2 separate regions of the Homo sapiens genome follow, and region 1 is linked to region 2. Evidence: read pairs that join two places in POLR2A ChIA-PET (ENCODE). Cell type or tissue: PC-9. All regions are shown on one strand. Each heading gives the region's core, and the rest is flanking DNA. Links, peaks and the distances in the headings are about the cores only. Region 1 overlaps WWC1 (WW and C2 domain containing 1). Region 2 holds the start of TENM2-AS4 (TENM2 antisense RNA 4).

Evidence for each region. ChIA-PET counts read pairs that join two places held together with the same protein. Peaks named below come from ENCODE experiments on the same cell type or tissue, not always from the same donor. Only the 100,000 strongest peaks of a DNase experiment are listed, where the experiment ranks them.
Region 1: POLR2A ChIA-PET joins it to region 2 with 5 read pairs; 1 of 35 experiments calls an interaction of 5 or more read pairs at or near these places.

What each region holds. Positions count from the first base shown.
Region 1 is chr5:168,321,831-168,337,744 of GRCh38, forward strand. The region is part of intron 1 of WWC1 (WW and C2 domain containing 1); the gene reads left to right. Among named protein-coding and RNA genes, the nearest start is that of WWC1, 38 kb to the left of the region's middle. RefSeq lists enhancers at 5,773-6,689, 6,690-7,606 and a silencer at 6,942-7,061. In PC-9, for the core only: no CTCF peak of the experiment used is centred there; DNase peaks (open chromatin) are centred at 3,611, 4,301, 7,631, 10,401 and 2 weaker places; H3K4me3 peaks cover 1,198 bases; H3K27ac peaks cover 7,301 bases.
Region 2 is chr5:167,649,224-167,665,137 of GRCh38, forward strand. All of the region lies in intron 4 of TENM2 (teneurin transmembrane protein 2), which reads left to right. It overlaps TENM2-AS4 (TENM2 antisense RNA 4), which reads right to left and starts at 10,918. Exons shown (of 2, transcript XR_007059037.1): 1 at 10,835-10,918; 2 at 4,319-4,704. In PC-9, for the core only: no CTCF peak of the experiment used is centred there; DNase peaks (open chromatin) are centred at 4,798 and 7,968; H3K27ac peaks cover 1,191 bases.

The DNA of each region.
Region 1 (15,914 bases), core at 3,517-11,516, 670 kb after region 2:
CCAGCCGGTGATATCCTTTTCTTTTGAATCAATTGTTCTGTTGTAATTAGTTAATACCTCGTGTTATTTCTGCATAATGTCAGCTCAGGAGGTTTTTCTTTTCTCTTTTAAGCCTCTTCTGTTCTAGGAAGCCTAGAACTTTTCTAGAGCAGCAGTTCTTGAAGTGTGATCCCTGGAAATATTTGAGATCCTCTCAGGAGATCTGCGAGGTCAAAGCTTCATAATAATACTAAGAAATTACTTGCCTTTTTAACTTTCAACCTCTTACAAGAATACAGTGGAGTTTTCTGTAGGCAACATGACATGTGATTTTGTAACAGATTGATGCAAATGCAGCTCTTAGGAGTCACTGTCTGCTATTAAACCATACATTACATTGAGGAGACTTGCAAAAATGTAAAATATACCACTCTTCTCACCAATTTTGAAGGGAGATTGGAAAATACAAAAAAAAAAAAAAGTTTAAGAACTGCTATCCTAGAGAAGGGTTGGAAACCCTTCTGGGACTAGGCAGGCTTTGTGGACCATACCATCTCTGTCTTAACTACTCTGTGGAAGGAAAGCAGCCATAGATAATATATCGACAAACAGGTGTGGCTGTGTCTCAGTAGAAACCTTATTTGCAGAAACAGGCAATGGATAGATTTGACCTGTGGGTCATGGTTCTCTATCCTTGCTCTAGACTAAAAGCTTTAAGAGGGCAGGAGCCACATTTATCTTGTAAACTGCTTTATCCTCAGCACCTAGCACAAGGCCTGCTACTTAGTAAATACTTGTTAATTTTAATAGAAATAGTGTTTAGCTGCTGGTAGTAGAGATCAATAATAACAGTGGCTTCAAGATAGATGTTATCTCTTTGTTACATAAGAGAAAAAGAATCAAGAGACAGGTCGGTCTGGACCAGGGTGGTTTGGTGCCACATTGTCATCAGGGACCCAGATTCTGTATGCTTTTCTACCCCACCATTTTTTGCATGTGGTTTCCATCCTTAAAATCACTTCATAGCCTAACAATGCTTCAAAACAATTCTCAAGAAGATTAAGCTGATCGGCCAATAAATTAGGCATCAAAACAAAACTCAACATTCTTGAAAGAAAGAAAACAAAGTTCAGATGGTCAGCAACTTCATATTGACAGTGTCCAGCCAACAGTAGAAAAGGTACTCAGTTTATGAAGAAAGTCAGTCAATAGAAACAGACCTAGAGATGACTTTAAAAAATTTCTTCGTTTCTTTAAAAGATAATTGACTGTTTAGATATGTTTAAAGATTTAAAATAAGTCAGTAGAGAAATGGAACTAAAGGAAAATTCTAGATGAAAATTACAACATCTGATGAAAAATTTGCTAGATGAGTTTAATAGTAGATCAGATGCTGTAAAAAAAAATAAAGACTAGTGAACATGCAGTCAGGGCAATAGAAAGTATTCAAGTGAGGCTGGGTACAGTGGCTCACACCTGTAACCCCAACACTTTGGAAGACTGAGGTTGGAGGATCCCTTGAACTCAGGAGTTCAAGACCAGCCTGGGCAACATGGTGAGACCTCATCTCCACTAAAATAAAAAAGAAATTAGCCAGGCGTGGGGTATGTGCCCATAGTCCCAGTTATTTGGGAAGCTGAGGCAGGAGGATCACTTGAGCCCAGGAGGTAGAGGCTGTCGTGAGCTATGATTATGCCACTGTATTCCAGCCTGGGCAACAGAACGAGTGAGACCCTGTCTAAAATAAAATAAAAAGTACCCAAGCTGAAGCACAGAAGGAAAAAAAGCTTGGAAAAAAAAAGTCAGGACTTTAGCAATTTGTGGGACATTATTAATCAGTCTAAGAAATGTGTATTTGCATTCCCATAAAAAAGGAGGTAGAGAGATTGGAAAAGAAAATGTATTTGAAGACATAATGGCTGAAAAATTCCAAAGTTGATGAAAATGATATCACCCACAGATCCAAGAAGCCCAATAAATCCAGGAAAATCATGTGGAAAACTACACCTAGACACATCATAGTCAAACTGCTGAAAACAAAAGATGAGAAAAATCTTAAAATCATCAGGGAATAACACACAGGAGAACAATAGGAATTACATACAGGAGAACAGTAAGAATACTGCGGACTTCTCATCAGAGACGATACAAACCAAAACATAACTGAATGACATCTCTAAGGTGCTGAAAGGGAAAAATACTGTCAACTTAACAATTCTGTATCCAACCACAAGTATCCTTAAAATGAAGATAAAATCCAAACATTTTCAGATAAAATAAATTGCTTAGAGAAAGTATCACTAGCACAGTTATACAATAAGAAATGTTAAAGGAAATTTTTCAGGGCCAGGTGCAGTGGCCCATGCCTGTAATCCCAGCACTTTGGGAGGCTGAGGCGAGCGGATCATGACGTCAGGAGTTTGAGACCAGCCTGACCAACATGGGGAAACCCTGTCTCTACTAAAAGTACAAAAATTAGCCAGGCTGGTGGTGCTCACCTGCAGTCCCACCTACTCAGGAGGCCGAGGCAGGAGAATCGCTTGAACCTAGGAGGCAGAGGTTGCAGTGAGTTGAGACTGTGCCGCTATACTCCAGCTTGGGTAACAGAGCGTGACTCTGTCTCAAAAAAAAAATAAATAAATTTTTCAGGCCAAAGGAAGATGATATCAGGTGGAAACTTAGATCTACGTGAGAAATTAAAAGAGCACCAGAAATAGAAAAAACTAAAAATTTCTTCATTTCTTTAAAAGATAGTTGACTCTTTAGAGCAAACATAATAATGGTGTATTGTGGATGATTTTTTTTTTAAAAGCAGAACAGAAAACAAGAAACAGGTAAGACAAATAGACAACAAATGGCAAATTGGTAGACTTAAATCCAGCTATATCAATAATTCAGTAAAAGTAAATGGACTAAACACTTTAATTAAAAAGTAGAAAAAAAGAACAAGACTCAAGTATATAGCCTGCCTGTAACAGGTTCACTTTAAATATAAATACATAGGTTACAAGTAAAAGGATAGGAAGGATATACCATACCAATACTAATCAAAAGAATATTGGAATGGCTGTCAGCATGGCATGCAGAGAGCTTTTACAATAATAGGGTGATTCATCAAAAAGACATGACCATCCTAAATGTGTAGACACCTAGTAGCTGAGTTCAAATACCTGAATAAATGACTGGATCCAGTAGAGCAAGCTTTCCAGCTCTTTGCAGGGGAGAGGACAGATGGAGCCATTTCCTCATTCCAGTCCTGATCTCCTTTGACTCGCTGGCAAGGGCAGAAGTGGGCAGAAGCAAGCTAACCTCCATGGCCTCATTCTGTGCATAGCATTGAGACCACGTGTGTCCTCCTTGTCCTCTGAGATGGCAGGCCCTGGGGCCTTCTGATAGGAGCCCCTACCAACAGCTCCCACAGGGTACCCCACCCTAGCTTTTCTTGCCATGAAGAGAGCTTTCTGGAACCTGCCAAGCTCACGTGTGATGCCAGTCAGGACTTGGGGCCATGCTCGCTGAGATTGGCAGGGGCTGGGGTCCTGGAGTGGTGGATGGCATCATTGTCAGTCTCTGGGAACTCTGGGTGTCCTAGGACACAGGAGAAGGTGGCAGTGTCCGCCCTCAGGCTGGTTCCTGGCATTCAGATACTGACAGGAGCTGAGTCAGCACCAGGTGGGGCAGTGGGGAGGGGAATTTTTAAGCAATAATGAAAAGTTGCCTGGAAGAGGAGGAGAAGCTTCCTGGATAGGCTGTATCTGGTGGCAAAGAATTCCATCATTTACAGGCAGTCCCATTTGCACTGACATTCCATGTGAGAAATGATTTCTTTTCCTTTTTAAAAAATTGTGGTAAAATATACATAACATAAAATTAATCATCTTAACCATTTTCAACGGTAGAGTTTAGTGCATTAATTATATTGTTATTATGCCACCATCACCACCATCCATCTCCAGAACTCTTTTCATCTTCCTACACCCACTAAACAATTCCCCATTCCACCCTGCCCCCAGCCCCTGGAAACTACTATTCTGTCTCTGGCTCTATGAGTTTGACTACTCTAGATACCTCATATAAATGAAATCCCATAGTATTTGTCCTTTGTGACAGGTGGTTTCACTTAGCATTATGTGAAATAATACATAAGACTCATCCATGTTGTAGACTGTGTCAAAATTTCCTTCCTTTTTAAGGGTAAATCATATTCCCTTGTATGTTGATATCACATTTTGCTTTTCTGTTCCTCTGTCGGTGGACATTTGGGTTGCTTTCACCTTTTGGCTATTTGTGAATAATGCTGCTAGGAATGTGAGTGGACAGTAATGATTTTTTGTTTTGTTTTGTTTTAAGGTAATAAGGCGTAAATGGGGATAGGAATTAGTGGCTCAGGACACCGACCTGATAGTCTTTTTTTTTTTTTTTTTTGGGACGGAGTTTTGCTCTTGTTGCCCAGACTGGAGTGCAATAGCGTGATCTCGGCTCACCGCAACCTCCGCCTCCCAGGTTCAAGCGACTCTCCTGCCCCAGCCTCCCTACTAGCTGGGATTACAGGCATGTGCCACCACGCCCAGCTAATTTTGTATTTTTAGTAGAGACAGGGTTTCTCCATGTTGGTCAGGCTGGTCTCGAACTCCCCACCTCAGGTGATCCGCCCGCCTCAGCCTCCCAAAGTGCTGGGATTACAGGCATGAGCCACCGTGCCCGGCCCCGACTTGATAGTGTTATTTGTTGTTGTTGTTGTTGTTTTTAGATGGAGTCTAGCTCTGTAGCCCAGGCTGGAGTACAGTGATGCGATCTCAGCTCACTGCAACCTCCGCCTCCTGTGTCCTGGTTCAAGCAATTCTTCTGCCTCAGCCTTCCAAGTAGCTGGGATTACAGGCACGCGCCACCATGCTAATTTTTGTATTTTTAGTAGAGATGGGGTTTCACCATGTTGGACAGGCTGGTCTTGAACTCCTGACCTCATGATCTGCCTGCCTCAGCCTCCCAAAGTGCTGGGATTACAGGTGTGAGCCACCGTGCCCGGCCGGACCGGATAGTCTTATTTCGCATTTGTAGAAACCTAGAACAAAAATAAGCATGTGGGAAAGTTTATTCTGCAAATCTGCATTTTTGAAGGGACAGAGCTGCTGAGAGCCTTTGGTGGTTGAGGTCTCTTGACTCATTCCCACCCTTCTATGCACTGGCCATATGCAGGCCAGTGTCTGAGTTAAGGTGTCATTTCTTGCTTTGGTTATTGCAACAGTCAGCTAACGGTAACCAGGCTCCAAGATCATTTTCCAGCAATCTCTTGTTGCAACTACTTTTGGAATTTTCTTCCACAGGGCTTTCCAGAGCAAATTACTCTCCTTCTCAGAAATTGCTCATGGTTCTCCAGTGCTCATAGAAAACCCCAAAATATCTTAGCATGACTCAGGGCCCCCATTGGTCTTCCCAGTCTTCTCCCCCTCTCCTTTCCCTCATTCTTTCATTTACCTCTTGGTTCATTTGTTCATCCTGTGATATGTATTTTGTATTGGTTTCTGACATGTATGTCTCATGCTGACTCGCTCGGATAGTGTGCTCTAGGGCCCAGGACCTAAGAGCAGGAATGTTTATGATGGAAAGGATCTTACTTTTTGGGGCCTCCTTAGCTCTTCGTTGAAACCTTGTAAGGTACATTGTTTCATGCCCAATTGGCAAGTTGGAAGATTGAGCTTCTACAGTTTAGAGAAATGGGTTTGCAATTATGGTCCTTGGATCAAATTTAGAACCAGCACCGGGGTGTTCCTCTGAGTGAGATTGTGGCTTTTTGAGACACTAGGAAGCTGGAGGTAGCAAGAGTAAATGCCCAGGGGCTCTGGATCTGCTTTGTCTCTGCAGTAAGGTGAGACCTTGCTAGGGCTGTTTGATTGAAGAATGATGAAAGGCCAGTGCTTGTAGATATTCCCTTAACAAAAGCCTGAGTGTGGTATAGCATTAAGTTGGCTGCTGTCTCCACTCTGGAAGGATATCAAATGAGAATATAAGCTCGTGTTGGCAGGAATATGCTCCCCACTTTATAGGGAACCCAGGAGTGAGGGGAAAGCCTTACCAAAATTTGTTGCATTCATGCTGATAAATTCTGAACACTCAGCTGGGTGGGTCAAGAAGTTAGAGCATGTGGGTGGATGTGGACTTCTCTCATAAATGTGCAACCCATTGAAACGCTGCTGCTCAAAACAGAGTGGGACCAGAAATACCTGCAGAGTTGAGTAACTTGCTTAAGGTCTCCCAGCTAACAGAAAGCAGAGCTGAGCCTTTCACAATTTAGGAGTCCAAGTTCAGCGCTGCTTCTAACACATCTGCCTCTTGGATGGCTTTGGCATAAGTTGCAGCCTTGGGAGCATTAACTAGTCTCAGTGATCTCACCCACAAAGTGTGCATAATAACATCTGCCTCACTGGGCCGTCATAGAGACCAGCGAGCTAATCAGGTAAAGAAGTCAGCAGGGGCTAGAACAGAATGGGTTATGAATGATGCTGTTTCCTGGTGCACCCTTTCTTCACTTGCTGGTGAACAACAAGTTCTTGGGACTTGCTCTCCATGGTCAAGATTCTTGGTTGATCTTGACCAATAGGGGTATATAGTGGTGGAGGCACGATCTCTAGAGGGTGAAGAGTCTGATTGGATAGGAATGCCATGCAACTGTAGTCATTCCCCTTTTCCTTATTAGAGCATTGCCACTGACCTGCAATCTTAGGGTGGGTGTGGGGAGTTTTTTCTTTTCTTTTATTGAGACGGAGTCTTGCTCTGTCGTCCCAACTGGAGTCCAGTGGCATGATCTCAGCTCACTGCAACCTCCGCCTCCCGGGTTCAAGCAATTCTTCTGCCTCAGCCTCCCGAACAGCTGGGACTACAAGCATGCCCGGCTAATTTTTGTATTTTTAGTAGAGACGGGGTTTCACCATATTGGCCAGGCTGGTCTCAAACTCCTGACCTCGTGATCTGCCCGCCTCGGCCTCCCAAAGTGCTGAGATTACAGGCATGAGCCACCGCGCCTGGCCTGTGGGGAGTTTTTTCACTTCCCTTTCCCCAAAAGTACTTGCATGACCTCGGTGTCTGGTGCCCCTGCTTGCAAAAGCATCTGTTATTCCCTCAGTCAGCACAGCTGGCATCCACCTGTCTGGGCTCCACCCCTCATCCACCTGCAGTAAAGCAGAAAAGCCTCATTGAAAGAATCAGCTTTTTCTGGCACGAACAGGTGGATGTCGTTGCTCTTTCTGTCCTGATAAGTTGGTCTTGCCCCATGGCTCCCCCTCTGTAGGGTACTTGGTTTCTTCCTTCCCTCTTGGTGATATCTCAGTCAGGAAGAAAGTCCTATCGGAGAGCTTCCAGGAGACCACTTGATTGCACTGCTGACTGATAACACAATTTACCCTGAGCAGGGACCTGTAGTTTTGTATGATTCTTAGGATTTAACATACACTGCCCTCAAGGCCCAAGGGACAAACAGAAAGCCTGGTTATGCTGAGCCCAAGTGGGATATCATCTAGAAGGCTTTGAGGTTTTCTTTTCCAACGTGAGCTTATTTTCTTATTTTATATATTTAAAAGGGTTCTCTTTTTCTCGTGAGGCAGAACTTCAAAGGAAGCATTCCAGACCACACTTCCTTTTGGTAAATCTTAACCAGTGTAAATGTTTACTTTTGTGTTGTAAATCCTAGGAGGTGAGGGGAGAAGGAATGTCCGAAGCAAGTGTCCTGCCAGCAAAAGTTGAAACTTAATCTGCTGTTTTAGGCGTTTGGGAGGAAGGGGAGTGTTTATAATTAACAAGCCATGCTAATGAACCTGGAGTTAGAACCTTTTTGCCAGGTTCTGCAAATTTCTGGACCCACTGGAATGAGAGAGAGTTAGGAAAGCCTGCTTTGCTTCTTCTGCTGCCAGGGAGGTCAGTGCATGAAAATGGAAGGAATGAGCAAAACAATAATTCAAAGGGTAGAAAGATAAAGGGGAAAGTGAAATGATAGAAAGCAATATTACTTAAAAGCTGTGGCTTTTGGCTGGGCGTGGTGGCTTACACCTGTAATCCTAGCACTTTGGGAGGCTGAGGCAGGCGGATCACCTGAGGTCAGGAGTTTAAGACCAGCCTGGCCAACATGGTGAAACCCTGTCTCTACTGAAAATACAAAAATTAGCCGGGCGTGGTGGCAGGCGTATGTAGCCACAGCTACTTGGGAGGCGGAGGCATGAGAATCCCTTGAACCCGGGAGGTGGAGGCTGCAGTGAGCCGAGATCGCACCACTGCACCCCAGCCTGGGTGACAGTGCGAGACCCTGTCTCAAAACAAAACAAAACAAAAACAGCTGTGGCTTTGGTTAAAAATGTAAATTCCAAAAAAATTCCTAAAAGAAATGTTCCCGTGCCCCTGCCACCCTCACTCACTAGGAATGCAACAATGCATTGGACAGGAGGGTCTCGGCAATCGGCTTGGGACCCACACTGTCTAGGAAAGAAACTTCTGGTTTCCATGTGCTGACTGAGCAACAACCCCTTGGAAGAAATCCTTGAAAAACTGGGATGTTCTATGGAGGGAAGCTACTCATGAGTTGTGTAACTTAGGCAAAGGCATTCACCTTTTCTGAGACTCAGTTTTCTTCTTATCAATAAAATGGAGCTAACAATAGGCACCTTCAGAATTATGATGATTAATTGGCTCGTGTTTTCTCAACACTGTCAATTGTTCTTGAGGTCACTATTGTTACCCCTACTTCTATGCACCCACCATGTATGCATGGAATGTGCTAGAAGGGGAAGAGGTAGTGGGAGGTGATCCTGGGGCAAATACAGCTAAGACCTCCCCCCATCCTACATGCACTCATTCTTCTCTTTCCTCTGTTAGTCTGGAAGGGGTTGGGGCTGTTGGAAGAAAAGGAACATAAAGCAGAGAGAAGGATGCAGTGAGGGTGTCTGGGACTGTTGGCAGGCAGCAGTCGGGTTTGGGGGCTACAGGGCTCTGCAATTGAGGAAGCCAGAGGTGGATGAAGAGTTGGCCACACCTCTCCCCTAAAGCTGCAGAATCTTCTGACTATAAAAAGAGCTGGTGCATTCAGAATCCTCTACAACCAGTCCTTCCCCTGACCTTCCCAGAAGCTTCGAACCCTCAGTGCTGAGCTGCCAAGACGAGCTGGGTGACTAACATAGCCATTCTCCAGTTTGGGGATGTCAGAATGTCCACCCCTTCCCCACTTCTCGAGGGGGTCATGCTTCAGAACTGCAGCCCTGCCACTTCCTCACTTCAGCCTTGTATGTAAGAGTAGCAAGCCCAGCAAACAGCCCAAATCTCTCTCCCTGGGGGCTGTGTGGATACATTTTGGGGCACCCATGCAATGGAGTACCTTGTGGACACTGACAAGTCTAAGGTAGAGCTACAGGTGCTCATAGGGAAAGGAGTCCAAGATACATGATGGAGCATTCAGCAAGATTCAAAACAGTAGTTTATATGTTTAAAGAATGGAGTTAAAAGTATACACTCCCATCAACTAGAGTTTTACAGATGGGCTTCAAGGAATTATCTGTTCCATAGAAATGTTTGGCCCACATGGTTTTGAAATAGCTGCTTCTCCAGGACCACCCTTTGAAAGCTTGTGTTCACTGCAGTCCACCCTTCCCACTTCACTGGGTTACCTGCCTGGGTCATGCTGGAATTTGAGTTTGCAACCCCAAGACAACTGAGAGTGAGTTAAGGGAAATTGTGTATGTCCTACAGTGTGATTGATCAGTTTTAAGATGAACTTGTTTGTTTTGCACGTTAATATCTTCGAATGTGAGGTACTCTTATCAATGCTGTTGGCCATTGCTATCGTTGCTTGCACCATGCACAAATAATGTCGTTTCTGTTAAGGTAACGTGATAGCTGTGGCCCCTCTGTGTTTTCATTGAAAACCGTGGAAAAACCATTTGCAAACAGGTCTTTGTTCTTATTGAAAAACTTTCTTTGACATCTTCTGGTGAAGTCAAGAAAGTGCTAGAATCAAAATTCAAAGTAATTGTCAGCGGCTTGGAAGAGAATCACGGAATTCTCTTTCAAGAAATGCTGCTGGGCACGGTGGCTCATGCCTGTAATCCCAGCACTTTGGGAGGCCAAGGCGGGTGGATCACTTGAGGCCAGAAGTTTGAGACCAGCCTGGCCAACATGAGGGAACCCCATCTCTACTAAACATACAAAAATTAGCCGGGCGTGGTGGTACGTGCCTATAATCCCAGTTACTTAGGAGGCTAAGGCAGGAGAATCACTTGAACCCAGGAGGTGGAGGTTGCAGAGAGCTGAGATCATGCCACTGTACTCCAGCCCAGGTGACAGAGTGAGATTCTGTCTCAAAAAAAAAAAAAAGATAAAAAATAAATGCCTTAACATTCAGTAGCACAAAAGAATGACACTGTGAATGAGAAACACACAGGTGCTGATGACTCAGAGCTGAGAAGGGGCTCAATCTTATACCATAGTTCATTCATTTCATTTAACTTCCTTGTCATACATGGAAAAGAGAGTCATATAATAAAGGCCATATCTAAAAAAAGTCTGAGCTTTTTCAGTACATATAAATATTCTAAGGTAAGGAAAGCTTTGGGTCATAACTTATTGGTAGTGTTTTCCTTTTCTGGTTGCATCTAATAATTCTGTTTATAAGTGATACTTTCTTAGTAATGAAGTAGAATATGTGTATGTATTTGATCAGCATGTATATGTGTTTTTGTGTGCACATGCATGTGTGCTGGGTTAGTGTACCTGCTGATATGTCTGTGAAAACATTTCTGGAAGGGCACACTGGAAATATTAACTTCCCTGTAACTTAAGGGTTTGCATAGTAGGTGAGGAGGGAAAAGTTTCTTGTTACTTGTATTTGTGGGTTACTTCTGTATGTTTTTGGTTTTTTCTTTTTCTTTTTCTTTTTTTTTTGTGACAGGGTCTCACTCTGCCGCCCAGGCTGGAGTGCAGTGGCACAATCTCAGCTCACTGTAACCTCTGCTTCCCAGACTCAAGCCATCCTCCTGTCTCAGTCCCCCAAGTGGCTGGGACTGAAGGCATGAGCCACCACACCAGGATAATTTTTGTATTTTTTGTAGAGACAGGGTTTCACCCTGTTGGCCATGGTGGTCTCAAACTCCTGGGCTCAAGCAATCTACCCTCCTCAGCCTCCCAAAGTACTGGGATTACAGGCATGAGCCACTGTGCCTGGCCATTTTTCACTTTTATTAAAAATGGTGGGGGAACCCTTCAAGTCTCAAGCCCCACCTCAGACCTCCTGACTTCAGCATCTCTGGGGATGGCACCCCCGGTGCCAGGCAGCCAGATTTGGTTCTCTGTCTAACCAGGCTGAAAGCCAACTGGCATCTGTAGGGGACCAAGGACTCCATGAAGCTCACAGGGGTTTCAAAGAAACTACGAATTCACTAACCAATTGACTATCTCCTTGCCCGCCTCTTTCCCTTTCTCCTCTCCTTCCTCAAGTATTTTTTGAGTACCTCCCCTATGTATAATGTCAAGCATGCATCTGCAGACCTTCTTTTCCCTTCGGGAGCTGGGAGTGGATGATGCCTATTTTGCACCCTTGAGATTCATGGAAAATGTGCATCTTTATAATCCTTGACCGTCTCTTCATACCTTTATGCCTGAGAATGCACCCTTGGTGCTGTGAGCCCTTTGTGGAGAATGTGACTTCTTCTCCCAGACAAGATCTCATTGTGAGGCCAGGTCTAGGTTTAGAGGTTCATAATGATGGGCAGCACCTCTGTGACTTTTGCAACCTGTAGAGGCTGCTCTGAAGTGCTATCTGTCCAGAAACACTGAGCTCTGCACTGGTGTGGCTGCGGAACTGTCCTGAAGGAGAGAGTGCAGGAGAGGGACATTTGGAAGGAGCACATCCCCCCGCCCAGGCTTTACCTGCACAGCTTCCCTATTTATCAGCCCAGGTTCATTATGCTAAGGACTTAGGAATTGCTATCCCTTCTATGCTGAGGACTCAGAAATTGCTATCCCTTACCAGCCCCCTCCCACTCCTTCAAGATGAACTCATTACAAGATTCTTACAGAACTATAGCCTGATCATCCCCTTGCATAAAACACTTTATGTTCTGTCATGGCTCTTAAAGTCTACTCTCCCTGGCCTGGCAAGGGGGCTCATGCCTATAATCACAACACTTTGTGAAGCCAAGACGGGGAAGGATCCCTTGAGCCCAGGAGGTGGAGACCAGCCTGGGCAGCTTAGCAAGACCTCATCCCTACTGAAAAAAAAAAAAAAAAAAAAAAAGCCATGTATAGTGGTATACAACTGTGGCCCCAGCTACTGGTGAGGCTGAGGAGGGAGGACCATTTAAGCCCAGGAGTTCAGGCTTGCAGTGAGCTATGATGATACCCCTGCACTCCAGCCTAGGTGACAGAGCAAGATCCTGTCTCAAAACAACAACAACAACAACAACAAAAAACTCTTCTCTCCCTAACGTGGCTCACAGGACACTCAACAACACAGGACTGACCCTGATTTTGCCTCTCCGGCCCCATCCTGTTTCTCTGCCCCACCCCCACTGCACTCTGGCAACAGGTCTCGAGAGACATTGCAACCTTGTGCATTATAGAGACTTGCAAATGCTGGCCTCTCTAACCGGAGTTATCTTTCCTGCTCTCTTCACCTACTTACACCTACTCATCCTTCAGCCCTGAGTTTAATCACACTCACTTGGGAAGCCTTCTATAACTGTGAGGAGTAAGATCAGACCCTCCCCCCTCCACCCCCATTTACAGTCTCATGCTCCTGTGTGCTGCTGCTTTGTAGAATTGCCCAAATTATTTCTGTGTCTGCCTTCTCTACTGCACTGCAAGCTCCTTAAGGACAGGGGACTCTGGCTGTTTACCACAAAACTGTATCCTCAGTGCCTGGCTCTAGTGAGTTCTGAACATATATTTTGGGCAACTGAATGAATCAATGACTCTCCTGCTAAGCAGCAATGCTTCTCCCAAGAACAAGGGTTAGGCCCAGCTTCCAGCAGGGAGGCAGCTGAGGATGTGACTGAGCGCCTGAGCGCCTGGAGCCCAGCTGAAGAAGCTGATTGGTGGGATGGAATGCTACCGGTCCCTCTGGTATCCTGGATACGGAGAGGGTGGGAATGTAAACTGGGCCCAGAGGCTGAATTCTTGAAATTTCACTGCAGCCTAGGAGGAGCCTGCAGGGAAGTGAACCTGACCTTGAAGTTCTAGCCTTGATTTTTTTCCCCTCTAAAAAAAAAATAAGATAAAAGGTGCAATCATGCAACACATTCTTTCTGAGGGAGCTGTGAGGTGAGGGCTTTCTAAGTCCCTCAAAAGTCACTTCTAAGTCACTTCTAAGTCCACTCATCACCCAGGCCTACTTTTTGCTGGTGCAGGTGCATCTTCCAAGGTTTCTCGGCATTGCACACCCTAGAGGAGTTGAAGTTCCTGGTGGGTACTTCTTGGGTGCTAGCAGAGACATCCCAGCAGCAGTTCTCCTAATGAGGTGTCACAGAAGATAATATCAAGTGTTTATTGAACATCTAGGCCAGCCATGGCGGCTCACACCTGTAATCCTAGCTCTTAGGGAGGCAGAGACTGGAGGATAGCTTGAGCCCAGGAGTTTGAGACCTGCTTGGGCAATATAGCGAGACTCCGTTCTCTTAAAAAGAAAGAAAGAACATCTAGAATTTCCTGGGCAATGTACTAAGCACTTTGTGTATCTCATTTGAGCTGGACCTCCCAGTACACCTGTACTTGAAGAATTATTATGCTAATTAAACAGAAGAGGAATTAGGACTAAAGGAACTGAACTGATCTGCCTATAGTCACACAGCTAGAGGTGGAAGTGCTGGGATAGAATGGAGATCCATCTATCTAGTGGCTCCCAAGCCTCTGTTCTGAGCACTGTGTCACCTCCAAGTAGGCCTAGCAGCCAGCACTTGACTATTTCCAGTCTTCTTAGCATGTTCCATTCATTTGCTAATTTAATTGTTTATAAAACTTGATGAGGAAGATATGATTACTTTCATTTCTGAAATTACTAAACTGAGGCTTAGAGAAATTAATTAGCAGAACCAGGATACAGACACAGCTCCCTCTACCCAGAAAGCCCTTGCTTTCCTCCCCCTAAGGGGAGAGGGGAGTCTGTGTCACTTAGAGCAAATCGCTTGTCCTCTCTGGTCCTCGTTTCCTCATCTATAAAAGCAGGACATTGGACGTTGTCAGAGGTTTTCAAATGTTGTTTTAGCAATGGAACCATTTCTTGAAATGGAATCTTCTCATTGAACCCTGGTATGCAAACCCCTCCCTTAACCGCCCACTTACTGCTGCCCTCAGCCCACCTGGATATGTGGGCCCCACAAAACCCAATTTGAGAAACTCAGCTGTAGGTGATTTCCAAAGGCCTTTCCAGTTTGATCAGCCATCTTTGCTTCTGTAATTTTGGGTCCAGCAGAAGAGCCAAGGCACGTTCTCCTTTTTAAAAACAATACCCGGCCAGCCACGGTGGCTCACGCCTGTAATCCCAGCACCTTGGGAGGCCGAGGCGGGTGGATCACATGAGGTAAGGAGTTCAAGACCACCCTGGTCAATGTGGTGAAACCCCGTCTCTACTAAAAATACAAAAAATTAGCTGGGCATGGTGGCAGGCATCTGTAATCCCAGCTACTAGGGAGGCTGAGGCAGGAGAATCGCTTAAACCCAGGAGGCGGAGGTTGCAGTGAGCTGAGATCATGCCATTGCACTCCAGCCTGGGCAACAGAGCCAGACTCTGTCTCAAAAAAAAAAAAAAAAAAAAAAAACAATACCTTGTGATCTCCATCCTCCTCAGGACCCCGGCCAGGAGGATCTGAGCCTGTGCCCCAGAACTCCTTGTTGTATGTTTAACACTGACTCCACCGTAGGGAAGAAAGACGAAATTCGTCATTTTACTTGTGTGCTTGGTATTGTCACTCACTGGGAAATTCAGATACATTAGTAGTTAATACAGGACAGTTAGAGTTAAACGGAATTGGTTGGAATCACTGCACCTGTGGTCTATAGTGTGTGACTGTAGCAAGATGCCTACCCTGTCTGTGCTTTAGTTCCTATTGCATGTGGAGAAAGTGGTGACGCCGACTTCAGATCCTGCTTTTAAGCTAGATGGTGTATGTGCTCAACATATGTGAGCTGATATTACGAATCTTGATTGCAAAGCATCAGCTGTTTTTAATGTACCATGACCGCAGTGAGAAACTGGCACTGAGCTAAACAACCTTCACCTAGGTATAAAGATCCAAGTGACATCCTAAGAAAAAGGAACCTCACCCTGTGCTCCTCATACCAGCGGCCCAGCCATCTACACCAACTGATGCTGGCAGAATCGTTGGGGTCCTGCAATCATTGGGGACCTGGTTTTGTAACTCTCTCCCCACTCCCACTGGTACACGTAGTGGGGAGCAGCCTGTCTTGGCATCCATATACCCCACTCTCCAACTGTGTGGTACTTTTGCATGAATTCTTTTTTTTCCTTACTTCAGGCGTATTCATCTTTCAAAAGCTCCATCGGTGTAACTAGGAAGGTTTTGACATCTCCTCTCTTTCCTACACCCCTCCCCCCAGAAACAGCTGGCAATGTCAAGACATTTCTGGTGGTCACAACTGGGAGGGTGCCTCTAAATGGCTAGGGGCCAGGGATAGTGCTGGACATCCTGCAGTGCACAGGACAGCCCCCGCCACAAAGAATCATCCTGCCCAAAATGTCAACAGGTCTCACAGTGAAGATCAAGGCCAGGAGGCCCTGAAAGATATGTTAAGCATCCATCAGGCAGGCCTGGTGATGAACAAGAGAAACACTGTTTCTGTTTTCATGGATCTTATAGTCTAGTGTTTGTGCTACAGACGGTAAGGGAGACAGAAATTCAATGACCAAAGAAAGAAAGAAATGCATCATTGCCAATTGTTGTAAGTTC
Region 2 (15,914 bases), core at 3,748-11,747:
GTAAGGCACTATATTAAATTAGTGGGCTAGAAGTCAAATCTCCTGCCTTGCCTTTGCTGGTGCAAGTTAACATCCTCCAAGTTGACCTTAAAGGCTGCAAAATGCTTCAGGAGTTTGATGGGCAGGTGGTGCTGGAGAACTCAGCATTCTTTTCTCTTCCAAACAAGGCTACACACCTGACACCTTGCCTAGTAATGGAATTCTCCTAATGAACACGTTCCCCTAGTCTAAGGCGCTTGCACTGTGACCATACCACAGGGCTGACAAAGAGATAATTTTCAGTGCTCAGAAAAAGAAAAACACACACACACACAGAAGTCTTTTGAGACTGTCTTTTTTTCTTATGTCATGGCCTATTATGGCATTTTCATTTTAATTGCACATGAAACCCATTTAAAGCGGTGCTGTAATGGGACTGTTCCCTTGGAAAACACAGACAGGAGTGATATGGATGTGTTTTTGAGGAGTCCATTAGTTACTCAGACTGTCATCATTGTGTGCCTTGAGGGTGCTAACAATGTATTAGGTATCTAAGCAAATGTGATATATTTGATCCTCTTATATGTGAATCCCCTGTCCTCCTCCTATAAGTAGTAGATTCATATCAAAGTCTCTGGCAACAGAGTACTGCTCAGTATTTCAAAGATAAAATATGCATTCTTATGCATGTATGTTTTCTAGTTTTTCAAATGGAAATTGAGCCATATAGATAAAGCATGCAAACATTGAGACTCTGGAATTACTTATTGAAAAGAATGATTGATAAAGTGGTTATTGTGGTTGCTTCACTCTTCCCACCTCCACTTTGGAAGATAGACAGCCTGTACCTCAAAGAGTTTTAGAACTTCCTGACCTTCTGTAAGTAAAAATGTCAGTTCCCAAGGCCAGAGAAATAAAGCCACAGGGTCTTTTTCCATAAAATAAGCTGCATTCCCTGGGTCTCAATATCTTTAGTCTTCTATAGGAAACTGAAAGAATTTCCACTTTGCTTTGACTTTCCCTGCTGTGGTCCCTTCCTCATTTAGCATACTTTGTTCTTTATGCATAATTGGAAATTAATTTTCTAATTAGGTTCTTCACATTTATGAAGTTGTTTGATGGGGTGTCGGTTCTTATAACATGGCCTAAAGGCTAAAGGAGAGGTAATAATTCTTTTTTTCTGGCTTTGCCCCTAATTCAGCTAAGGTTCTTAGGAAATATATTTAACTTTTATGAGATCCCCGTAATACATCTTTAATGCTGATCTACCTTTGAAAGGTTGTTAGAAGAGTGCTAACTAGGGCTTTAAGACTCATTATGATACAGTTGATTTTATTTGTAATAGTTGCTGAAACAAAATGAAGTCATTTCTTTGGCAACATGAAGGGTATTTAGATAACTACAAGTAACAACAACTGCAGAAAATACAATCAGATGATACTGGGAGACAAAATAACATTGAACTGATACTTGAGAAGCAGAAGTGACCCTGAAGATTAAAAGGCGAGTATTTTTACTGTGAATATACAAGTAGAACTAAATCAGGTATGAGCTGTATGAGTCCGTCACCTGGATGTTCTGTGACTTGTTATATAGAACTTGAGTCTATGGTTCAACACTCTCTGATCTGTGAAGGCAAGCCAGTATAAACCAATGCATGTAAACAGTCTGTTTCTTGATTTCAGTATAAAAGTTGAAAGATAAAGCTAACCATTAGACTTGGAAGTAAAAACTAAATTCTGGAGTCACAACTTCTACATATGTCTCGGATCATGTTACTTATTACTACAGGTACAAAATAGCGTGCATGTGAGGAGAACAGGAACCAATATTGCACATTGGTAAAAGAACATCCTCATTTTATAGGAAATCATGTCATCCTACTTGAAGTGTGGCTGAAGAAAAACAATTAGATGAATACTCCTCAGCAGTCTCCAAATAAGAACTACCTTGCACACTAATTTCCATTGTGCATCAATATCCTTATTTGAATTTGCCATTCATGTATATGTCACGGCTAGGCAAAAACTGTAAGAACAAAGTGTAAGGCTGAATATATGATGATTAAAGGTAAGTGATACTCAACCTCAGAAAAAATATTTGTCTGACTCTTGACTCACTCTTTAAGTTACTTTCTAGGTTCTGCACAATGGAAATTAGTGTGCAAGGTATTTCTTATTTGGAGGCTGCTGAGGAGTATCCATCTCATTTTTTTTTTCTTGAGCCACACTTCAAGTAGGATGACATGATTTCCTACAAAATGAGGATGTTCTTTTGTCAATGTGCATTATTGGTGCCGATTCTCCTCACATGCATGCTATTTTGTACCTGTAGTAATAAGTAACATGACCCGAGACATATGTAGAAGTTGTGACTCCACAATTTAGTTTTTACTTCCAAGTCTAATGGTTAACTTAAGATCTTGTTAAGTATCAGCATAGAAAGAGGCTACATGGTAGAATGGGAATATCACTCTGCCCTGTGGGACTCAGGAGGCCTGGTCTGTGTGTCCAGCTCTAACTCTAAGTGCTTTTGTGACCTTGGACAAATTATCTAATCTCTTTGGTCCAATATAGGTCAAAGAGGTTCTTTCTGTTCTGAACACACGTAGCTTCCAAGTTCTTACCTATCACATGCAATACCCCAAGAAATTCTGGTCACTGCAACTTCTTGAACAAGATATACTGAACCCACCAGAAGAGAGTATAGCACAGTCATTAAGAGCACAGAATGCAGATGGCATATTTGGTTTTCAGCATTGCCACCTCTCTCCCACTACTTAATTGTCTTAGCCTTAATTTCTACAGCTGTGACATGGACTAACGATCTTATTTCACTAACCTTTTTCTCTTTCCCTTGCTATCTTATGCTCTTCTTTTCAGTTCTTAATGGTAGGGTTTTCTTTTGTTGTAAAGGTCTAGACAGAAGACCTTGATAAACTAGACTATGCCAAGAGCGAGGAATCATGGATTATGGATTCATCTTTGGGACTGGAAATTACTTGACCTTAAATGCACTTTCTCTATGGCATCCAAAGTCATCTTTTAAAAATGCAAATCAAATCACATTATGCCTTTGTTTAAAAACTATCAATAGTTTCTCACTGTACTATATTTAGCATAAAATCCAATCTCATTACCACATTTAACAATAATTTTGGGCTTATTCCTTGCTTTTTCTTCTTCTTTATTATTTTTATCCTCTTCTATAACTTCAGTCTCCTCCTCCTCTTCTGCCTTCAGGAGGAGAAATCTATAGCTCCAAATATGTGCTCAGTCCCTTCTTGCATTTGCAACAGTGAGGGGAACACATCCCCCTTGAATCATCCCCCTTGAATATCTGGTCAGTATGTCAAAGCTGGAATTCATCCTATCCTTCCCCCAAACCACCAAGCAACTAGCTTCTGACTTCTGTTAGTAGTATTCCTATTATTCCAGGTAACCAGCCTCACAGTCTCATTCCATTTGACTCCTCTCCATGTCTCTCTTTCCTTAATTGCTATCCTTTCTATGTATGCCTTTATTTGTACTTCCCTTTGCATTTCTACTGCCACAGTCGTCACTCACATCAGGTCTTTCGGACCTGAAATAGTGAAATAATATTCCTCTGAGTCATCTAACTTCTCCCTCTTTCGCTTTTATTACAGGTTAAAAAGCTACAAGATTAATTTTCTGGAGTACAACTCTGATCATTTGATGTCTGGGCTCCCAACATTAGCTATGTGATAAAGTCTCAACTCTTTGGCTTGACTTTCAGAGTCTAATGCAACCTGACCCTGATTACTTTTCTAGGCTAGCTTACTGCTTTTCATATATTATTCTATTGAGTCATCTCTTTATTTTTTTCAGCAAAAAATGATTGAGGACCAACAGTATACAACATCCTAGTGGTATGCTAACAATACAAACGTGAAACTTCGCAAAATAGAAGAGAGACCAAACACGCACCCAGACAGACACACACACACACTCACACACAAGTATTAAGTGGAATAATAGAAGCAAAGAATGTGATGGAAAATAGAGTAACAGGGAAGTAATTTTATATATTTATTTCTTTTTCTTTTTCTTAGAGATGGGGTCTCCTTTATTTCACAGGCTGGAATGCAAGGGTGAAATCACAGCTCACTGCAGCATTGAAGTCCCGGGCTTAAGACAATCCTCCCACCTTGGCTTCCAGAGCAGCTGGAATTACAGGCACAAGTTACCATGCCTAGCTATCTCTATATATTTAAGTAACTCTTAAAATATTCTTGAACTTGACCTTAGTTGGATAGCTTACTAATTCTAAATACTATCTCATATTTCCCACTTTTTTTTTCTTTTGCTTATATTTCTTCTTTTCAGAATGTGCTGGTTTTTAATATTCAGTATCTGGTCCGTATTTAAAGGCATACTTATTGAACTTTTATTTTTGCATCCCCAGTGTCTACTTTCCTTGGCTCCATCTCTTCCAAGCCTTCAGCCAAAGCAGTTTGAGTGAGGATTGAGCCCTTTTCCAGAGGTGGGTCATGTGACCTAGGGCTAAACCAATCAATACGCTACATTTCTCTGGCCATAGGGATTGGTTCTGGGGTGGCATGTGACAAGCTAGGCAAACAGCTAATCTGAGGGCTTTTGAAGAAACCACTGGGAAGAAGTCTTTATTCCTGTTGAACTTGCAGCTGAAAGGTTGGAAGGTCTGGGGTTGCCACATCCACTTTGTCTGTTGGAGAATGGAGCCAATCTAAAAGGAGATAGAGAAAAAAGAAATCAATTCTTGACACTGTCTCTCCTCCAAATCAAGTCACACTATGCCTCTGGAATTTTTAGTTACATAAGTCAATATTGTTTTTTTCTTACATCAGTCTGAGTCATGTTTTCTGAGAGAGAAAACAAATACAGCCATCCAATTTCAAATAGTAGTACTTTTACTAACTTTTTTTTTTTACTACCTTTATGGGTACTGCCAGTTCAATGCGGTTTTTCTCTACCATTTTGTGTCTCTCAGTTATGGCATGTATGCTGTTCAACCTCATTTTAGAGTTATTGGTAAACTTGCCTCCTACCAGATTTGAATGGACAAAAATTTCTCTTTAAAGCTCTTCATTGGCCCAGTAAATAGGGCCTGAACAAAAGTGAGACAAGTGAGGTGCACAGGGGTCCACGATGAAGAAGCACTCACTTCCAGGTGCCAAGTCTGCACTTAGCAGTCTGGAGAGCGAGTGCCTCCTTATCATTTGCTCCCTGGGCACCTCACTTGCTTTATCTATTTCTGATCCTGGTAGTGGAGTAACTACTCAATACGTGTTAGGCGAACTCGAAAGAATTTCACATTTTGCATGGGGATGGAGATGATCCAGAATTGCATTTTCTTTGCTATTATACTCATCTGACATATCTCATTCACTTTTTTTTTTTTTTACATTTACTTCATTTTGGAGTCATCTAGCATTATGCAGTGATTGCAGGGAGGGTTTGTGATGGTATTACTCTAAAAACCTCTAAATCCCATTTCCCAGCAAGAAGACAAACTAATAGCTCTGCTAAGCAATGCATCCAGAAATAACATGGAATATGGGGTAGTGAATTTCATTTTCACTCATTTACTTATATTTTCATAGCTCAGTGTCTGTTGTGGAGCCTGAATTATACAACTCATTATCTAGGTCAATCTAGTGAGCTATCCTGTCAGCACAGATGTGCTACTTTTGCAATAGAATTCTCAGTGGTAAAGTTGCTTCCAAGCTGGCACCTATTATTAGTAAAAGTATTAAATAAATAAATTATAGAAACAGTTGAAGCAATGAAGCCTACACGATAAGTGCAATAGGTTATAAACATTATGTCTTCATTATATAAGCAATTGTGTTAGTTATTTAAGATTACAGACGATCGATAGCCACATCTTGTTTGCGCTAGTGTTGGTTCACTGGTTGTAAGCAACAGAAACTGACTTCAAATAGAGAAAAGGTTTTACAAAGAAATATCAGAATCAAATCAATGAACAGGTTCAAAAGAAAAACACTAGAACAGACAGGAAGCAAGACAGCTCCAGTGAACTAGGTAGCAGGAATATATGTTGAAGTAATAAGGCATAAATAAAATGAATCTACACCAACAATTTTTCCATATATGATTCCACTAAATTTTTGTCATTGCATTACTCTAGTCAAGACCAAATCCTAGGACAATAGGTTCATTCCTGGTTATAATCATATGGCCACCTCTTGACCAAGGAAAAGCAGGCCACCTTGATTGAAAGTCCTACCAACACTGTATACAAACAACAGATGTCCATTACTTTAGTTCAGTTAGAATCTGAAAGGCTTCAACTGTGCTACTTACACATATTCTGGGCCAATTGCCAACTTGTGTTGAACATGCACAAAATCATTTTATCATGACACTTTGCTGTATCAGTCACATCACATTTGTTCAAATTTGGGAAGCATGAAGCTTCAAAAATATTCATAGATGTGTAGGTGAATTTGGTAGGAAATAATATTTGGTCTTTCTGTATGTTAATTCAACTATTTGGCTAATCAAAGTATATGATGGTGTCATCTATCAGCAAACAAATTGGACTGATCTTACTGTGAGTTTTGTTGAAACGTTTTTGACAGTAGATATGGAGAATGTCTAAGACACAAGTTTTAAACACAAAATACTATCCTAAACTAGCTCTTTTCCGCCTGCCAGGGCCACCTTTTGAATCTGTGACCTGTGCAGTTGTCTGTGCTCAGAACACTTAGGTTAACATCCTTCTGTCCTCTCTTGACTCTCTTGAAGCTGTTAATAATTTGTTAACAAAAGACCTGCAGTTTCATATTGCGCCGGGCCTTGTATATTATACAGCTAATCCTGAAAGACACAGAACCAGTGGAAGCCAGAATTACTTGCTAGTGGGAATACTCAGGCCATAAAGTGCTGCAACTTTGAGACTCTTTAAATAAATGCCATCTTTTAACACTCTAACAAGGTACAAAAATCCCAGAATTTGCACACTCCATATTCAATGCTCTTTCTTCATTGGAAGGGCAGCAGAGGTAAGGGATGGGCCATAATGGTAGAGAAGAACCATAGAAGAACCAGTGGATGCCACTGACTTAGCATGTCTCCTGAGCACATGTGAATGTTACATAAATACTCATTGAATCTTTAAAAAGATGAAAGCATGAGCACGCATGGCCTGTTTGCAGGTCCCTGAGGTGTGAACAATCGTGGCATGTTTGAGGACCAGAAAGAAGGCCAGTATGCCTGGGACAGTGAGCAAAGGCATGGTGGAAGAAGGAAAGAATGAAGTTTATGAGGGACCCAGGAACCGTGTCAAGTAAGGGCTACTAGGCCAGGGTAGGAAAGTAAACATCATGGGAAGATGACTTACTTATTATAACATCATAGTATTTTGGTACATTAAGTCTGAAGCATAAAACTTTTTTTTTGAATTTTATCTTATTTTCATTTTATTGTACTTATTAAATATATGCGTTTTTAAAACAAGTTGTGTGAAGGAAAACATATTTTATATTTACTCTGTTACAGGTTCCAAATTAAAGAAATCCCAGTTAACTTGGTTACATTATATATCAACAGCCCTTTCCTTTAATATCAAAAGGCTTTTCTTGCCTTTTAAAAGCTTTATTTTTAATGAACACATAATGTTATACATATTTATAGGGTACATAGTGATATTTTGACACATGTAATGTATAGTGATCAAATCAGAGCAATTCACGTATCTATCTTCTCAAAGATTTATCTTTTTTTTTTTTTTGCATTGGAAACATTCAAAATCTTCCTTCTAGCTATTTGAAGCTATATACTATATTATTGTTTACTGTAGTCCTACCAGTGGTACAAAACACTTGAACGTATTTCTTCCTATATAGCTGTTATTTTGTGTCCTTTAACAAATTCTGCCTATCCCCTTCTTCCCCTATGTTTCCCAGCCTCTGGTATTCTCTCTTCTACTTTTAATCTCTATGAGATCATGTTTTTGTTTGCTTTTGTTTTTTATCTTTCACATGAGTGAGAACATGGAATGCGACGTTTAACTTTCTGTTCCTGGCTTATTTCACTCAAGATAATATCCTTCAGTTCCACCCATGTTGCCATGAATGGCAGGATTTCATTCTTTTTTTGAGGCTGAATACTACTCTATTGTGTGTATGCACCACATTTTCTTTATCCATTCATCTGTTGGTGGACACCTATGTTGATTCCCTATCTTGGCTATTGCAAACAGTGCTGCAATAAGCATTCGGGGTTCAAATGTCTCTTCCATACACTAGTTTCCTTTCCTTTGGATAAATGCCCAGTAGTGGGATTGCTGGATCATATGGTAGTTTTATTTGTAGTTTTTTTAGTAATCTCCATACTGTCCTTCACAGTGGCTATTGAAGCATAAAGCTTAATACAATGTCATTTAGAGCAGAGGTGGGCCAACGTTTTCTGTAAAGAATAATAAATATTTTAGCCTTTGCTAACTGTATAGTCTCTCTTATAACTTCTTACAACTACTAAACTCTCTCACTGGGCTGAGTAAACATAGGCTATACTTTGGGTGAAAGTAGACATAGATAATCTTAAATAGAGGTTGCTGTGTTTCAACAAATCTTAGAAAAAATAGATAGTAGGCCAAATGTGGCCCATTAGCCACAGTTTGCCAGTCCCTGATCTAGCAGAGCATGGAGCCACATGCATCTATATTAGCTGCAATGCACATTAAAAATGCAGATGTTTGTGTCCTCTTCCAGATGCACTGAACCTAACTTTCTGGGTTTGAAGTCTGAAAGTCTGTGCTTAATAAGTTGCCATAGAAAGTGTTATTGCATGCTTGTCTTAGTCTGTTAGTGCTGTTATGACAGAATTCCTGAGACTGAGTAATTTATAAAGAACAGAAATTTATTTCACTTCTGGAGGCTGGGATGTTCAATATCAAAGCAACAGCATTTGAGGTCTGATGAGGACCTTCTTGCTGTGTCCTCACATGGCAGATGGCAGAAAGGCCAAATGCTGTGCGAAGCCTTTTTTTTTTTTTTTTAAGACCGAGTTTCACTCTTGTCGCCCAGGCTGGAGTGTAATGCACAATCTTGGGTCACTGCAACCTCCACCTCCAGGGTTTAAGCTATTCTCCTGCCTCGGCCTCCCAAGTAGCTGGCGTTACAGGCATGTGCCACCGTGCCCAGCTAATTTTGTATTTTTAGTAGAGATGGGGTTTCATAATGTTGGTCAGGCTGGTTTCGAACTTATGATCTCAGGTGATCTTCCCACCTCGGCCTCCCAAAGTGGTGAAGCCTCTTTTATCAAGATCTTAATCCCATTCATGGCAGTTCTGCCCTTATGACTTAATCACCTCCTAAAGGCCCCCACCTCTTAATGCTATCACAGTGAAGAATAAGTTTCAACCCATGACTTTTGGAGGATATTCAGACCACAGCAATGCCAAAATTGAGAAAGTTGAGAACCACTGGTCTAGAAGCCAGTCTATCCACTTAGGTCCCTTTCTAAGGTATTAAAAATTGTAACTGATTGACCTAGGATAGCACATGGGGTAATTTCTCAGGGTAGAAGGACTAATGTTTGGAATGGCCTGTATTCAAATTCAGAATGGATTGTTCCAGGAGACTGTAAGAAAGATCATGTAGCAAGAATAATAGCAAGGAGAGAAAGCTCTGCTAGATAAGGCTGTGCAGATCAATCCTCCCTTTGAGTTCCCTGGTTTTAATTATTGATGCTAAATATACATTTCCCTTAATTGTTTTGTGAAAATAAGTTAAATAAAGAATAAAGCCATTCTATACATGCACAGGCAAACATTACACTCTTTTCAAATAAACACTGGGATGATTCCTCGGAGTGTTCCTATTCAAATTTGGTTGCAAAATAACACCCACAGAATGTATTTCCAACCACAAAATACTGTGACAGTAAGCAGCCAGCACAAGAGAGCCTGTTATGGTTTATAGATTGCAATGATTATATTGCGGGAGCAGTTGATGCATTTGTTGGTGTTCATTCTATTTCACATTTGCATTTAAATTCCTGTGGAACAAAGATAAGATAAAGAGGAAAACAAATGATGCTTATTTGTTGTTGTATTGAACTCCTATTATAAGTATTGTTTTAAAGGAGAGTGAAGCTTTGCAAGGAAGCATTCCACATGTCCTTTACAAAACATGAAATACACTTTCAATTGTCAACTAGAAATATGCAGGAAAACATATCCCTGGGCTTTCATAAAATCATAAATCAATAAGGAATAACTGAAAATGTGGTTGAATACAAGGAAGCAAATGAAATACTCAGTACTTTCCTTTATACATTTATCCACATTTTATTGATACATAAGAAATGTAGAACTGCAATGAGTTTTGAAACACTATTCGTTTTATTTCAGGCATTCCTTTAAAGCAATGCTTGATATGTTTCCTCTTTCAAATAATCTGTGCATCCACAGCATCGTCCTTTGATGAATTTATGCAGATCAGTTCTACATCCAGGGTAATGTTTTCTGCTCCTCTAAGCTATTTTGCTGGGATCACAGGGAAAAAAAAATCTTTTTGTAGAGTTCGATTGTACCTTCTAGTTACTGACTGGGTATAAGGTTCCTCTACTCATACAAAAAGCACATCTGCCTCCCCATATGATGTGTTTGCCATAATTAATTTCAGAAGAAGAATGAGATAATGTTACCTCTTCCTCTCAAATTAGTAAGTTGCATATCAGTGCCTAGAACTTATTTAAATCATTTTTAAAACATCACACTCATTTCTGTAAATACACCTGAAATAAGGTAAAAATTAACAATTAAATGACAACAGTTAATTATATGATGTATCTGAACTCATAAGCAAAAATTTCTCTGACTTTACCATGCTTTACGGTGCTTTTCTCAAAGGAAGCATTAGTCAGGTCCTTTTCTGGATGCTGGCAGTGACAGCCTGGAAGCATTCCTTAAAGGGAGGGCTGTAGAATGTCCTTAATAAGAGATGTTGGACTGGGCGTGGTGGCTCAAGCCTGTAATCTCAGCACTTTGGGAGGTCGAGGCTGGCAGATCACGAGGTCAGGAGATCGAGACCATCCTGGCTAACACGGTGAAACCCCGTCTCTACTAAAAATACAAAAAAAAATTAGCCAGGAGTGGTGGCAGGCGCCTGTAGTCCCAGCTACTCGTGAGGCTGAGGCAGGAGAATGGCGTGAACCCGGGAGGTGGAGCTTGCAGTGAGCCGAGATTGTGCCACTGCACTCCAGCCTGGGCGACAGAGCAAGGCTGTGTCTCAAAAAAAAAAAAAAAAAAAAAAAAAAAAGATATTACACCAAAATTAAATGTGGTGGTCAAATTAGAATAATTATGTCTAAAAACCTCTGCTTCCTTTTTGTCCCTTCTTGGATATTGATAATGTATACTGACATATTAAAGGCTCTAAGAAGTCAGAAAAAAAAATGTCTTTAGCTTTATTTTTTCAAACTTTTTGCTGACAGTAACTTATCATTTTTTAAAGTCTAACACCTTGCATTGGCACTTGTATTTCTGGAAATGCATGTTCCGAAGTTCTGACCTAAGTAGTAACTAGTATCTAAAGGAAAGTACATTCTCCTGTCTGTATTACATATTTTATGTTCCTTAACATATTATATGTATCAGCCATATTTATTCATTCATCATTTATTCAGCAAGTATTTGAAGAACTTCTCTGTGCCAGTAGCTTGTGGGTGCTGGGGACTCATCTTTTTAAGAGCATATTTTTATTCTATTTTCAAAATGTATGAAAAACTTAGTTGTTAGTATAAATAACAAGTTATATGAAAAATAAAAGTATCACAGTGCATAGACTCAGCATTTTAAGTCAAGCATTCAGAAGAAATGCAAAATGGTAGATATTTTTCCTTAGATGCCATTAGGGCACGTTGCACTGAGCATGTACCTTATTTACTGTTGTGACTGTCCCTGGAATACTAACAATGATGCATTTAAATAGCTTATAGTTATGAGTTTTAGAATCAGAAGCAAATAAATTTGAAAGCATTAATTCCAGCCTCCTGCTTTAGCTGAATTTCTATTATCTAAACCAGCCCCTTCAAATGTTTTGAAAATCAGATCATATACAACATTTTATAAGCTTCCTATCTTGGAACGTGAATTTAGAATTCACACTCTGGCTCATTTTTCCAACTGTAAAGTGAGTGAGTTGGGTTAAGAAAATCTATTTTTAGAAGAAGTAGTAAGCATTGAAAAAGTTCACAGCAATTTCAAGCCATAGATTTGAATATTAGCACCTGGAAAATAGTAATTCTAATTCTCATTCTTACTTAGCTGGTGCCACTTGAGTGATGTCCCTGGAGCTGAAAGGGATTGCCAAGTTAATTTGGTCAAGTGGTTTTCACAAACTATACATCTTATTAATTATTCCTTTGATGGGCTGGTCTAAACCCAGTTCAAACTGACTTAAGTAAATAAGGACAACAGAAATAAGAATTAATAAATAAATACTAAAAAGTGATTTAGAAGATATTGTTTCACTTCACCTCCGAGCGCAGGGGTATAATTAGCTTCAGGCTTGCCTAGAGTCAGTGGTGCAAACCATGTCACTGATAGCTTAGGCATGTTTGTCTGTCTCCCTCTGGCTTAGATGGATCTCAAACAGGCCGTCTACTCACTGGTTCCCAGAAGCTGCAGGCTTGCATAATCCTTACAACTAGAAATTCAATAGAAAAAGCATTCACCTTCTTAGTTATCCTCAGGATTGACTCTCCTTGGGCTGCCCTGGTCTTATGCTTATGCTGCAACCAATCATTGTGGTCATGGGAATAGAAGGGCCTGATTGGCCAGGTTTGGAAGATGTTTCTATCTATGGAGTAGGCAGAGACTGATGATAAAGGATATAGAGTGGGGTGGGGTGGTTTTCCGCAAAGGAAATTAAGGTGCAGCCACCAAAAGAAGCTGATGCTTGGCAGACAAAATCAACAGGTGCCCATTGTATTTATTTTTTAAACGAGCATCCACACAGAACCATGAGGTACAAGGTAAACAAAAAGAGGAGATTCTTGCTAGATTGGGTATGGGGAGTTGGGGTGGAGAGAGACTCAGAGATCTGCTCATTCAGCCACATCTCACAGCTCTTGAGAGAAGCTGACCCCTTCCTCGTTTGCCTGGCATGATCTTGGTTTATGTGTGTTGTTCATTTTAATTACTGATAACACCCCGTTTTACTCTCAAAAGTGGCGTGGTTTGCTTAATAGATTTTATGGTTACTGGATCGTGGGGATTCTTTAAGCTTTATTAGTTAATTCACCCCAAACACTTGTAAAACTCTTGATCTACATCCACCAAGGCATCCACTTCCATAAATCAGACTTCTGTGTTTCATCTGAATAATATGAAACCTTGGAAGAGTTTAACTCATCATCTCCTCTCATTTTACTTGTTTCCCATGAAAATGAAACTTATTATCATTTGATGCAATTAATATTTGTTTTTATTTACCCACATTTAACAAATGTTTTGTTCACCATTGTTTCTTGAATATCAATCTTTTCCCTGGGATAAATTTTTACCTTTCTGAACCGTTCCTTTGGGAGTTTGCTACTCAAAGTGTGGTCTATGGACGAACACCACCATCAGCATCACCTGAGAGCTTATCAGAAATGCAGAACCTGAGGCTCACTAAGTCAGAGCCCATAGATCAACAAGATTCCCAGGAGTTCAGTAGACACAGTCAAGTTTGAGAAGCCCATTTTAGAACAGTGAACTTAACACAAGATGTTTTCATTTTCTATTCCATTTTGTCTCTGATTCTCTCATATTTTAACCTCTGTGTCTCTGTCTTCAATATTATGGATAAATTATATCTTATCTTTCATTGCTGTCTGCTCACTGTAGTCTCCTAGGTGGCTTAAAAACTAAGTACCAGTATACACATTTTTAGAGATAGAGAGACAGAGAGAATGGGGATGGGGAGAGAGAGAGAGAGAGAGAGAGAGAGAGAGAGAGAGAGAGAGAGAAAGAGAGAGAATGAATGCCTGGGCTCCTCCTCAGACCATCTAAATTAAAATCTGGGTAAGGACCACTACACCAAGAGCTCCTTTAGTTAGGATTTATTGGTGACATGCTCTCATTTTTCTGTTTGTCTAAAAAATACTTATGATTCATTATTGCATAATAGCCAGTTATACAATTCTAGGTTGCTATTTATTTTTCCTCAGTGTTTCAGAGATTGAAAAGAGTGTCTTTAATTTTTGTTGCTATCTGTTGAGAATAAACTCTTTTTCTCTGTAGGCAATCTGAGTTTTAAATTTCTGCTCAGTACTAAGATTCTTATTGTCTTCAATGTTATGCAGCTTTACTCCATTGTGACTAGATTTGTATTTCTTATTTCTTATTGTATCTAGGATTTTTTGCAGTTTCTAAATCTGAGGATTCAGATTACTGTCCCATCTTCTATACATTCTTTGCTATCTAGAATGTTAATTGGATTTGCACAAGATATTTTCATTTTCTATTCCATTTTGTCTCTTATTCTCTCATATTTTAATCTCTGTGTCTCTGTCTTCAGTATTATGGATAAATTATATCTTTCAATTCTAATCATTTAGTGAACATATATGCGTCAAATTTTTCTATTTCATGATTTTATTTTTTCACTTGAATGTCCATTTAGAACATATCACTTCTAGAAGTTCATTTTATAATCAGACTGGTTTTTCCTTGAGAGTGTCTTGCTCCTTGCTCAATTTGAAAATTCTTTAAAAAATATTCAAATATAGTTATAGGCTGAATCTCATAATTTCACTATCTAATGTTATTTTCTGTTGTTTCTGCTCAATACTGCTCATGAACACCTGTCTCTTGTTCATGTTGCAATTTGAGCGGAGAGTGAAGTTATGTTATCTGGAATTGATCTGTGGATATTTTGTGAGGCCTGAGTTGAGGGTGCATTCCATCCTTGTAGAGAAATTTGTGTTGACCTCTGCCAGGCTCTGTAAAGTACAACTGAGTCAAGACCACTTTGATTTCTTGTCTTGGGGTTTCCTGAAATATGCTGGTTATGTAAATTTCAAAGCCCCTTGGCCTGAGGATAGGCCTGCGATTATGTATTTTTCAGAAGAGATGTTTTCTCCTTCTAGAATTCAGCATTAGATAAACAAAATCCCCTTGCCTAGGTCTTAGTTGACTGTCAAAACTTTTTTCAGTACAATCTTTCCCTGAGGGGAAATGCCCAGCTGTCAATTATTCATTTTGTTAATGAGGAAAGTGAGGCTCAGAGTTCAACTTGCTGGGAGTCACACTCAGCCCCTGAAAGCAGAAATGAAAAGAGGGCCCAGATCTTCTCATCGTCCAGTTGTTTTCTCCTCCGACAAAACAAGCTACAGAAATAGCATCACCTTCTTCTAATAAGAATGGCTTCACCTTTGCCTCCAGTTGGACAAGTAACAGCAAGATTCAGTTATTCCTCATGGTTAAGTTTGATGAATTATAGAAATAGGTTACTTAGATATATTTTAAGAATCATAAGAACATAAAAAAGTCATATGAGCTAAGACTTATAGTCCCCACTATTCAGTATTTTGTCTTTTATAGTAGTACCAAGGGACATTGGTGTGACATGATGATAGTTGCCCTTTGTGATATTGTCCTCAAAGGGGGCATCCCTAACTGGGAAAGATCTATCATCCAAGAATTTCTCTAAAGCCTTCTTGAACTCTCATTACATTTTTGGTTTGTACAACCTTAAGGCACTGCTTTACAAGGAATTGATCTTATACTAGTCAGGACATGGGCTAAATAACCCTGAAGTCCTTTTAAAATATGATTTCAAGTATCATAAATCTTGTTGGATAATCACACTCTGCAAATGGAGGGAATACAGTAGAGTGATACTGAGCTCTGAAGTCAAACAGCCTATGTCCAAATACAGGCTTTATCCCTATGTCCTAACTGTGTGACCTTGGGCA